Regions from separate parts of the Homo sapiens genome. Here region 1 is linked to region 2. Evidence: read pairs that join two places in POLR2A ChIA-PET (ENCODE). Cell type or tissue: GM12878. All regions are shown on one strand. Each heading gives the region's core, and the rest is flanking DNA. Links, peaks and the distances in the headings are about the cores only.

The links. ChIA-PET counts read pairs that join two places held together with the same protein. Peaks named below come from ENCODE experiments on the same cell type or tissue, not always from the same donor. Only the 100,000 strongest peaks of a DNase experiment are listed, where the experiment ranks them.
Region 1: POLR2A ChIA-PET joins it to region 2 with 5 read pairs; 2 of 35 experiments call an interaction of 5 or more read pairs at or near these places.

What each region holds. Positions count from the first base shown.
Region 1 is chr13:30,412,809-30,418,191 of GRCh38, reverse strand. No RefSeq gene overlaps it. Among named protein-coding and RNA genes, the nearest start is that of LINC01058, 6.7 kb to the left of the region's middle. In GM12878, for the core only: a CTCF peak has its summit at 273 (motif pointing right); a DNase peak (open chromatin) is centred at 2,333.
Region 2 is chr13:30,660,426-30,665,808 of GRCh38, reverse strand. USPL1 (ubiquitin specific peptidase like 1) reads right to left here. Exons shown (of 9, transcript NM_005800.5): 9 at 5,043-5,383. Among named protein-coding and RNA genes, the nearest start is that of TRN-GTT2-4, 11 kb to the left of the region's middle. In GM12878, for the core only: no CTCF peak of the experiment used is centred there; a DNase peak (open chromatin) is centred at 3,048.

The DNA of each region.
Region 1 (5,383 bases), core at 213-5,212, 250 kb after region 2:
GCTAGGAACCTAGACAGTCCACCTTCTCCAGCTTTCTTCTCTGCTTCGTGTCTCCCTCTGCAATCCACTTTCTTCTCTGTGAGTAGCTGGGCAGAGGATAATCCCTCAACAACTATCACATCTACATCTTCTCTCCTAAAGAGATTAGCCAAAGGTGAGTGGCTGTCCTCAGTCCAATACCAGATTCCTGGGAGAGGGAATTTGGTTGTCCCAGCCTGGGTCAGGTGCACAGCTTGATCCAATCAGGTGTGCCCAGGAGAGGGTGCCCTGAGACAGGCACATCTGGGGACACTCATCCTCATGAATGACCGGACAGTTCTCCAGGAAAGAAGAGAGAAGAGTGGAGGTCAGACATTTCAAATGTATATTATAGGCATCAAATTAGTTACTGATACAGAAAAATGGCAATGTCTAAGTAGGGGGCTTGAGAAACAGTTCAAACACTGTATAGATTTTGATTATTTGCTTAACTTCCAGGATGATAAATTGTCTATTATGGAGCTGTATTTTTTTTTTGGAGACAGAGTCTTGCTGTTTGGCTGGAGTGCAGTGGCGTGATCTCGGCTCACCACAACCTCCACCTCCAGGTTCAAGCAATTCTCCTGCCTCAGCCTCCCGAGTAGCTGGGATTACAGGTGCCCACCACCAGCCCTGGCTAATTTTTGTATTTTTAGTAGAAACGGGGTTTCACCATGTTGGCCAGGCTGGTCTAGAACTCCTGACCTCAAGTGATCCGCCCTTCTCGGCCTCCCAAAGTGCCAGGATTACAGGCGTGAGCCACCATGCCCAGGTGGAGCTGAATTTTTTTTTTTTTTTTTGAGGTGGGAGGATGGAGTCTCGCTTTTTCGCCCAGGCTGGAGTGCAATGGCACGATCTTGGCTCACTGCAACCTCCGCCTCCCAGGTCCAAGCAATTCTTCTGCCTCAGCCTCCCCAGTAGCTGGGATTACAGGCATGTGCCACCACACCCGGGTAATTTTTGTATTTTTAGTAGAGACAAGGTTTCACCATGTTGGCCAGGCTGGTCTCGAACTCCTGACCTCAAGTGATCCACCCATCGCAGCCTCCCAAAGTGCTAGGATTACAGGCATGAGCCACCGCGCCCAGCCAATCTTTTTATATAGTAGATTTCTTGCAATGTAACCCCTATCCTCTGGGCTTTGTGTAAAAAGTGCATTCAGACAATCTGAGGAGTGTCTTAATTTTTTGTGTGACTATCATATATATTTTCATCCTGTTGAGGTGTGTTTGCTAGGTGGATATTGAACATGAAATCAAAGTATAATTTTAAACTTGTGTTGAAATATATGTGTATAAGCATATGTGCACAATTACCTATATTGTCAAACACCCAACCTGCTTTCCAAAGGATTTGAAGCAAGGTCTAATAAAAACACAGAAAAAGTATGGCCAAGAGCTGTAAACACCAAAAAAAGAAGTAAAGGGCAAGTCGCAAACAGACTGCAGTTGAGCAAAGCTGCAAAGGACTATAATACCAGGCCTGAAGTGGTTGCTAAATGTAGCTCTGAGCTTTCTGACATTCAAAGCCAAAAATAGGTATATTTTATTATTTAAACAGTGTCTACTCTGAGGTCCTCAAAACTCTTTCAGGGGGCCCACAGATCAAAACTATTTTCATAATAACACCAAGACATTGTTTGCATCTTTCATTGTCATTCTCTTAGGAGTGTACAGTGGAGTTTTCCAGAAGGCATATGCCATGTGCATCACCACAGCTTAAATGCAGAAACAGACATGAGGATCTAGCTGTGTCCTACTAAGCCAGACATTCAGGACATCTAAAAGTGTAAAACAATGCCACTCTTCTCACTAACTTTTTTGTTTTGGAAAATATATCTTTCATAAAATATTGATTATGTTGATATATTACGGGTTTGTTGTTATTATTTTAAATGAATTAATAAATAATTTTCTGATTTAATTTCTATTACTGTAAATATTGATGGATATATCCTGTATAAGCAAAAACTCTCTGGGGTTCTCAACTATTTTTAAGAGTGTAAAGGGGTCATTAGAGAACTGCTCAAGAATGTTAGTATTATTTAAAGAGCTTCTGCACAGAAAAACTATCAACAGAGTAAACAAACAAACTACAGAATGGGAGAAAATCTTCACAAGCTGTGCATCTGACAGGGGCTAACATCCAGACTCTATAGGGAACTTAAACATTTCAATGAGTAAACAATAATTAACCCCATTAAAAAGTGGGCAAAGGACATGAACAGACACTTCTCAAAAGAAGACATACAAGCAGCCAACAGACATGAAAAAATGTTCCACATCACTACTCAGAGAAATGCAAATTTAAACCACAGGGAGATACCATCTCACTCTAGTCAGAATGGCTATTATTAAAAAGTCAAAAAAATAATAACAGATGCTGTTGAGGCTGTAGAGAAAATGTAATGCTTATACATTGTTGATGGGAACATAAATTAGTCCAGCCACTGTGGAAAGCAGTTTGGAGATGCCTCAGAGAACTTAGAACTACCATTTGACCCAGCAGTCCCATTACTTGGTACATACCCAAAAGAAAACAAATGTTTCCACCAAAAAGACGCGTGTGCTCATATGTTCACTGCAGCACTATTCACAATAGCAAAGACATGGAATCAATCTAGGGGTCCATCAGTGGTGGGTTAGATAAAGACCATGTGGTACACATACACCATGAAATACTGCCCAGCCATAAAAAAGAACGAAATCATGTCCTTTGCAGCAACATGGATGCAGCTGGAAGCTGTTAGCCCAAGTGAATTAATGCAGGAACAGAAAACCAAATCCTGCATTTTCTCACTTATAAGTGTGAGCTAAACATTGAGTACACGTGGACGTAAAGATGGAAACAGCAGACACTGGAGACTACCAGAGGAAGAAGAAAGGGAGGGAGGAGAAAGGGAGGGAGGAAAAAGGGAGGGAGTCAAGGGCTGAAAAACTACCTATTAGGTACTATGCTCAGAACCTCAGTGATGGGATTAATTGAACCTCAAACCTCAGTGTCACACAATATACTCATGTAACAAGCCTGCATATGTGCCCTCTGAATCTAAAATAAAAGTTGAAATTATTTTTTAAAAAAAGAATATTACTATTATTTAATCATCTGTATTAGTCCGTTCTCACAATGCTGTATATTAATAAAAGTACCTGAGACTGGGTAATTTTTAAGGAAAAGAGTTGACTCACAGTTCTGCATGGCTGAGGAGGCCTCAGGAAACTTAAAATTGTGGTGGAACGGGAAGCTTGCAAGGCATGTCTTACATGGTGGCAGGAGAGAGATAGAGAGAGCAAGGCAGGGGGTTGGGGGGAAAGTGCCACACTTTTAAACCATCAGATCTTGTGAGAACTCACTATCACAAGAACACCATAAAGGAAACTGGCCCCGTGATCCAGTCACCTCCTACTGGGTCCCTCCCCTGACACATGGGGACTGCAATTCGAGATGAGATTTGGATGGGGACACAGAGCCAAACCATATCATGTTTTGAGAAAATTCAGCCTAGGTAAACAAAAATTCATGTTAGAAAGTATTACATTTGTATTACAAAAAGATTTTTCATTTTGGAAATATTAGACTTATGGAGGGGGTGATCAATAACTTTATTGATTGAATGATTGAGCAGTTCATTGTATATTTAAAACATGATTCAAGGCCAGGCGCGGTGGCTCACGCCTGTAATCCCAGCACTTTGGGTGGCTGAGGTGGGCGGATCACGAGGTCAGGAGATCGAGACCATCCTGGCTAATATGGTGAAACCCCGTCTCTACTAAAAAATACAAAAAATTAGCCAGGCGCGGTGGCAGGTACCTGTAGTCCCAGCTACTTGGGAGGCTGAAGCAGGAGAATGGTGTGAACCCGGGAGGCAGAGCTTGCAGTGAGCCGAGATTGCGCCACTGCACTCCAGCCTGGGTGACAGAGCGAGACTCCATCTCAAAAAAAAAATAAATAAATAAAAATAAACATGATTCAGATGATCCCAGTTGACTCAGTTTACCAGTTATATGTATAATACATTTAGGAAAACAAAAGTGTATTGCACAGTTGCAGTAGAAAAGAAGGAAGCATGCTTCCAGGTATGGCTAGTGTCTGCAGTTACGCAAGCCCCAGAATGGGAGGAAATGTCTAGAGTTGGTAAAAGAGCAGCACGAAAGAAAATAGGAACTTCAAAGTTTAAGTGGAACTTAATTTCTTTGACAGCATGGTTGAGCAGAAGGTCAAGGCGGTGCATATAAATTTCAGTAAGACATTAGACAAAAATATTTTACAGTGTTCTTCTTGATTAGCTAATGGAGAGATGTAGGGTAGATCATGGTACAATTAGATTGATTTGCAGCTAGCTGGTTGAACAATCATTTCCCAAAAGTCTTGGTAATGGATCCATTTCAACTTCGACGGGGTTCTTTATAGGCTTACCACGGGGCCCTATCTTAAGCCTCACTCAGTACAATATTGTTATAAGTCATATGCTGGTGAAATCTGTTGTTGACACACAGATAAGAGGAATAGCTTATACATTAAGATGCTAGAACCAGAGGCCAAAAACATCTTAAAAGACTGGAGCAATGTGTCAAGTTTAATAAGATAGAGTTTAATAGGATAGCATTCCACATTCTGGCCCCTAAAAGCTCACTAAACAAGTTCATGATGTTTGGAACATGGCATATTTAAATGACATCAGAATGAGGCAAATACATAAACGTATCTGAGCCAGGTCCAGTGGCTTATATATATAGTCCAAGCTACTTGGGAGGCTGAGGCGGGAGGATTGTTTGAGTCCAGCCTGGGCAACATAGTGAGGACCCATCTCTTTAAAAAAAAAAGTATCTGTAAGGACTTTCCTATGAGTAGGCCACCACTTGATTTATAGGATGAGGTTTCCTGAAGCTTCTTGATGTCAGTAGGTCTTAGGCCAGGGGACAAGAGGGTGAGGTTGTGGAAGAAACCTGCATGGAAAGTATGGCTTAAGAATGCAATATGCGCCCATGCAGTGGCTCACGCCTGTAATCCCAGCACTTTGGGAGACCGAGGTGGGCGGATCACCTGAGGTCAGGAGTTCGAGACCAGCCTGGCCAACATGGTGACACCCCCCCGCCCAATCTCTACTAAAAATACAAAAAAATTAGCTGGGCATGGTGGCATGCACCTGTAATCCCAGCTACTCGGGAGGCTGAGGCAGGAGAATCACTTGAACCCAGGAGGCAGAGGTTGCGATTAGCCGAGATTGCACCACCGCACTGCAGCCTGGGTGACAGAGCAAGACTCCGTCTCAAAAAAAAAAAAAAAAACAACAAAGTGCAGTATGCAAAAGAAAACAGCAAACTCAATAAATGACTTTCTAAAATGTGACGGGAGGCCTCAGAAT
Region 2 (5,383 bases), core at 263-5,262:
TTCCTGTGTTCCTTACTTATCCATCCCTACAATCATTACCCTTGCAGGAAGCCTTATTCCTTTTCTCCTCTATCTCCTTGTCCCATCTGCCTGACAATTCCTCTACGTTGGCTGAAATTAACTTCACACTTAGTCTCTCTGTCCTGCACCTGAGCAGTTAAATACAACTGGAGAAAAATAAACCACCATCTTGGCTGGTCGCCATTAAATTGATGACCATAAACTTCCCACGGGCTCTCCGCACAGCTTAGCAAGCCCACTGCATGTCCCTATTCAATTCGCTCTCCATTCTGAGACCAATATTTCACACCTGTCTTCCTCCATGTTCAACTCCTTCTCCCCTCACACCCTCAGCTGATGATCTATTTATTTCCCCAAGAAAATAATCAGAAGAGACCGTTCTCATTCTTTTATCAGCAAATCTCTTAGCATCTGAGCCTAAGTACTTTGTCTTTCCTATTAATAAAATAATTTTTCTAGCTCTTAGGGTCACACCGCCTCCTCTTAGACACTGGAATCCCATCCCTGGAGAAGTTTGCCCCCGCAAGCGCCCCTTCTCTCACCTACAACATCCATGTGTCAGCCTCTCCCATCTTCAGAACAGTAACAAAAACCTTGACCTCACATTGCCCTACGAGGCACCAGAAAATGTTTCAAGAGTGAGTCCATAGCTCCACTTTCTCACCATCCCTTCTCTTGAGCCCACTCACACTTGTTCATGTGAAACTGTTCATGTGGAGTTAGCAGAGCTAACTTCCCTATTGCCAGAGCCAGTGGCCAATTACTCTATTACTCTTTTTCAGCAGCATCTGACAGATAATCATCCCTTCCTTTTAAAAAAAAGAAAAGCATTCTTCCTTGTATTTTCAGGGCACCACACTCCTATTGAATGAAGCTAGGCAGGCAACCATGTGACTAAAGGAAGAACATTCCAGGAAGAGCAAAAGTCAGGAGGAGCAAGTGTGCTTGGCCTTTGCCTTGGTCTGCTTGGGCTGCTATCACAAAATATCTTAGACTGGATAATTTATAAATGTTAGAAATTTAGTCTGGGCATGGTGGCTCACGCCTATAATCCAAGCACTTTGGGAGGCCAAGGCAGGCAGATCACTTGAGGTCAGGAGTTTGAGACCAGCCTGGCCAACATGGCAAAACCCTGTCTCTACAAAAAAATACAAAAATTAGTCGGGCATGGTGTCATACACCTATAGTCCCAACCACTTGGGAGGCTTAGGCACCAGAATTGCTTGAACCAGGAAGTGGAGGTTGCAGTGAGCCGAGATGGTGCGACTGCACTCCAGCCTGGATGACGGAGCAAGACTCTGTCTTGAAAAAAATATATATATATTGCTCACAGTTCTATAAACCAGGAAGTCCAAGATCAAGGCACCATTTTTGTTCTTCAGAGCTGTTTTAAGTCCCTAAATGACCCCATCCTATAACATGATCCACACATTCCTAATTCCCAAACGGCTATCTCCAGGGTGTCCCTCTCCGCTGAGCTCCAGTGTTGCAGATCTATCTTCCTATTAAATCATCTCCACTCGAAAGTCTAATAGGAATCTCACACTTAACACACTCCTAATGGGATTATCTTATCCCCTTTAAATTCTTTCCTTCCCAAATCTGACCCATCTCAGGAAATGGCACAATTGCTCAGTCAATAAAACCTGGAGTTCATTTTGACTCCTCTTCTACCTCACAGCCAATGCACATATCGTGTTGGCTCTACTTTTGAAATCCAACAGTAATCCAACTACTCTTGAACACCTCCAGTTACCACCCTAAACTCCAAGGAGATTGTAATAGACTAGGACTCCTATTCAGACCATCTGTAGACAGTCTCCCCACTTCAGTGATCCTTTTAAAACCCAGATCAGATCATGTTACCCTCTTGCCTGAAACTTTCCTGAGGTTATCTATTATTCTCAGCTTAAACAAAGTCCTCACTATGGCCTACAAAGCCATATGAGATCTGGTGTCTGCTAGCCTCTTTACTCATGTCCTAACTCTCCTTCACTGATCACTCTGCTCAACCACACTGGCCTCTTGCTTATCCTCAGTCATGCTGCTGTGGTCTCAATGTTTGTGTCCCCCCAAAATTAGTGAAGTCTAAATCCCCAATCCAACAGTACTAAGAGATGGGGCCACTGGAGAGACGGTTGAGGGCTCTGTGCCCCTCTTATGCCATGTGAGGACAGTGAGAGAACCAGCCATGAAGCAGAGCAGCTTTCACCAGAATGTGCTGATACCTTGATCTTGGACTTCCCAGCTTCTAGAACTATAAGCAATACACTTCTATTATTTATACATTTTACCCAGTCTAAGGTATTTTGTTATAGCAGCCCAAACAGACCAGACACATGCCTAGCACTCACTCTTCATGACTTTTGTTCTCCTGGAACGCTCTTCCTGCAATCACATGGCGAGCTCCCTAACTTTATTGAAGCCTCTTCTCAAACATCACCCACCTCCAAGAAACCTTCCAAGTCTACCTGGTCTAAAATACTTCTCCCTCTCATCCACTCCTCTTCTCCATAGCATTTAGTGCCATCTGACATAAGAATCAGTCCTCGGCCGGGCGCGGTGGCTCACGCCTGTAATCCCAGCACTTTGAGAGGCTGAGGTGGGTGGATTGCCTGAGGTCAGGAGTTCGAGGCTAGCCTGGCCAACATGGTGAAACCCCGTCTGTACTAAAAATACAAAAATTAGCCGGGCATGGTGGTGCAAGCCTGTAATCCCAGCTATTCGGGAGGCTGAGGCAGGAGAATCGCTTGAACCCGGGAGGTGGAGGCTGAACCCGGGAGGCGGAGGTTGCAGTGAGCCGAGATCATGCCATTGCACTCCAGCCTAGGCTACAAGAGTGAAACTCCATCTCCAAAAAAAAAAAGAATCAGTCCTCATTACTCACAGATTCCGTATTTGTGAATTCATTTACTTGCTAAAATTAATTTGTAACCCTAAAAATCAATGCTTTCAGTGCTTCTTGTGGTTATTCGTGGACATGCATGCACAGAACAGAGAAAAATTTGAGTCACAGGACGTGCACATTTCCAGCTGAGGTCAAACAAGTCAATACTCCACCTTCCTCTTTCAGTTCACACTGTAAACAAGTGTATTTTTGGGGGACTAGTGTCTTTGTTATTGTTCCTTTTTTTTTTTTTTTGAGACGCAGTCTCGCTCTGTCGCCCAGGCTGGAGTGCAGTGGCGCAATCTCGGCTCACTTCAAGCTCCGCCTCCCAGGTTCACACCATTCTCTTGCCTCAGCCTCCCGAGTAGCTGGGACTACAGGCGCCTGCCACCTCGCCCGGCTAATTCTTTGTATTTTTAGTAGAGACGGGGTTTCACCGTGTTAGCCAGGATGGTCTTGATCTCCTGACCTCGTGATCCGCCCGCCTCGGCCTCCCTAAGTGATGGGATTACAGGCGTGAGCCACCTTGCCCAGCCTATTGTTGCATTTTTTTGTGCTTTTTGTTGATTTCACTGTTTAAAACGTCCTCAAGTGCAGTGCTGAAGTGCCGTCTAGTGTTCCTAAGCACAGAAAGCTATGATGTGCCTTATGGAGAACACCATGTGTCAGATAAGCTTCGTTCAGGCTGAGTTACAGTGCTGTTGGCCATGTTAATGTAAAGAATCAACCATATAGATCAAATAACATGTCTTTAAACAGAAACAGAAAAGGTTATATAGTGATTGTTTGACAAAAATCTCATGACCACAGGCTAGCAGGAACCTATTTCCCCTAGGAACAGTATTTCAGTTTATACTAATTCAGTGTTCAAGGCAACTTTATTGACCATAACTACTACAAATGACATGAATCAACTGCATGTATCTCCTATTACTACCTAACATTATATATTGATCTCCATGTTTGGAAGGCAAACTCAAAAGGAGCAAGGATTTCCTTCTAGTGTGCTGCCTTATCTCAGGCTGATAACAGTGCTTGGTCCTTAGCAGTAATCTAGAAATATTTGTTGAAAAGATAATTAGTACAAGCAAAGGATAAGCAATTCTTAAACCCACCCCCGCCTCCACCAAAAAAAAAACAAAACAACAACTCAAGTGGACAATAGTTATAGAAAATGTTCAGGCTCACTAGTAATCTTGGAGCACCCAGGATTGGTTCCCCCCTTCCTCCCAATACTACTACCTAGTGTTGGCGAGGGCCCAGGGAAGTCAGTCATGCAATCACCAAAAAACCTTAAATGTGCATTTCCTTTGACCAAGCAACTCCACTCCTGGAAAACAAAACTTGGATCCATGCAAAAATTTATCAACAAGGCTAACTGCTGCAATTAACAATGGCAAGACAGTATAAATCACCTCAGAATCTTAAAACAGTGAAACAATGTTTATCCATTAAAACAGATACAATAGGATCTCACGTTTATTTAAAATCTATATGCATAAAATAGGAAAATGTTTGTAGTCACTAAGTATTAAAATGCATGGTCAAAAATCTTTTTTTTTGGTATTTTCCTAGTTTTTCCTTGACAATATGCACTACTTTTGTCAGAAAAAAAATAAAACAACACAGAAGCTTAGGAGTAAATCTGACAAATAGATTATGAAGTACTGAGTCCCTAGCAAATAATTTTACTGCAAGGACACTGGCTGCCAGCCTTAAACCTCAGTAAGTACTGCTGTTAACTCAAATCTCTACGGCAGTGGTGCTGTTTGGGCATCCTACTTTAAATGAAGCCTGAGGAGTGGAACATATATTGATAAGCTCAGCACTCAACTGCTGTAATAGCCACTCTACTCAATCTCAGCTCCACAACTGAATGAGTACAGTCTCCTTATCTGTAAGATGTGATAAAAGTATCTCACGCACAGGAATGTTGAGGTCTAAATGAAATAACATCTATCTCATATATCACAACCAACATCTAACAAGCCTCACAAGCACTGGTTATTACTCTCTCCCAAAACAGAACTGTTAGATGGTGTCCCACTTTGGTTACAGAAGTAAATGTCTTGGGAAGAAAGATGGTATTTGTGATAACATGTAAAGTTTGTACATCATCACAAAAACAGGTAACTTTTTTCTGCTATCATTTATTTATAGATTTATTGATCACTTAACATTACTAAAGTTCAAGTAACAAGGTTTCTTGCCCTCCTCTGTATGGAGAGATAAAGGAGATAAGTGACATAGGGAAAGTTTACATTCCACAGCACTCTACCGGTGTAACAAACAGGCGTAGGCTCTTACAGAAGGCCACACAACCATAAGGAAAACTGTCACACATTCATATACCGTATACAACTTAAATCTGCATAAACTCTTGAACTAATGATGGTGGCAGGTGCTCCAGTCAGCCTGCTATCATTCCGGCTGCAGCCTTGGAGCAGGCAAGATCTCCACCCTCCTGGGTGCGGG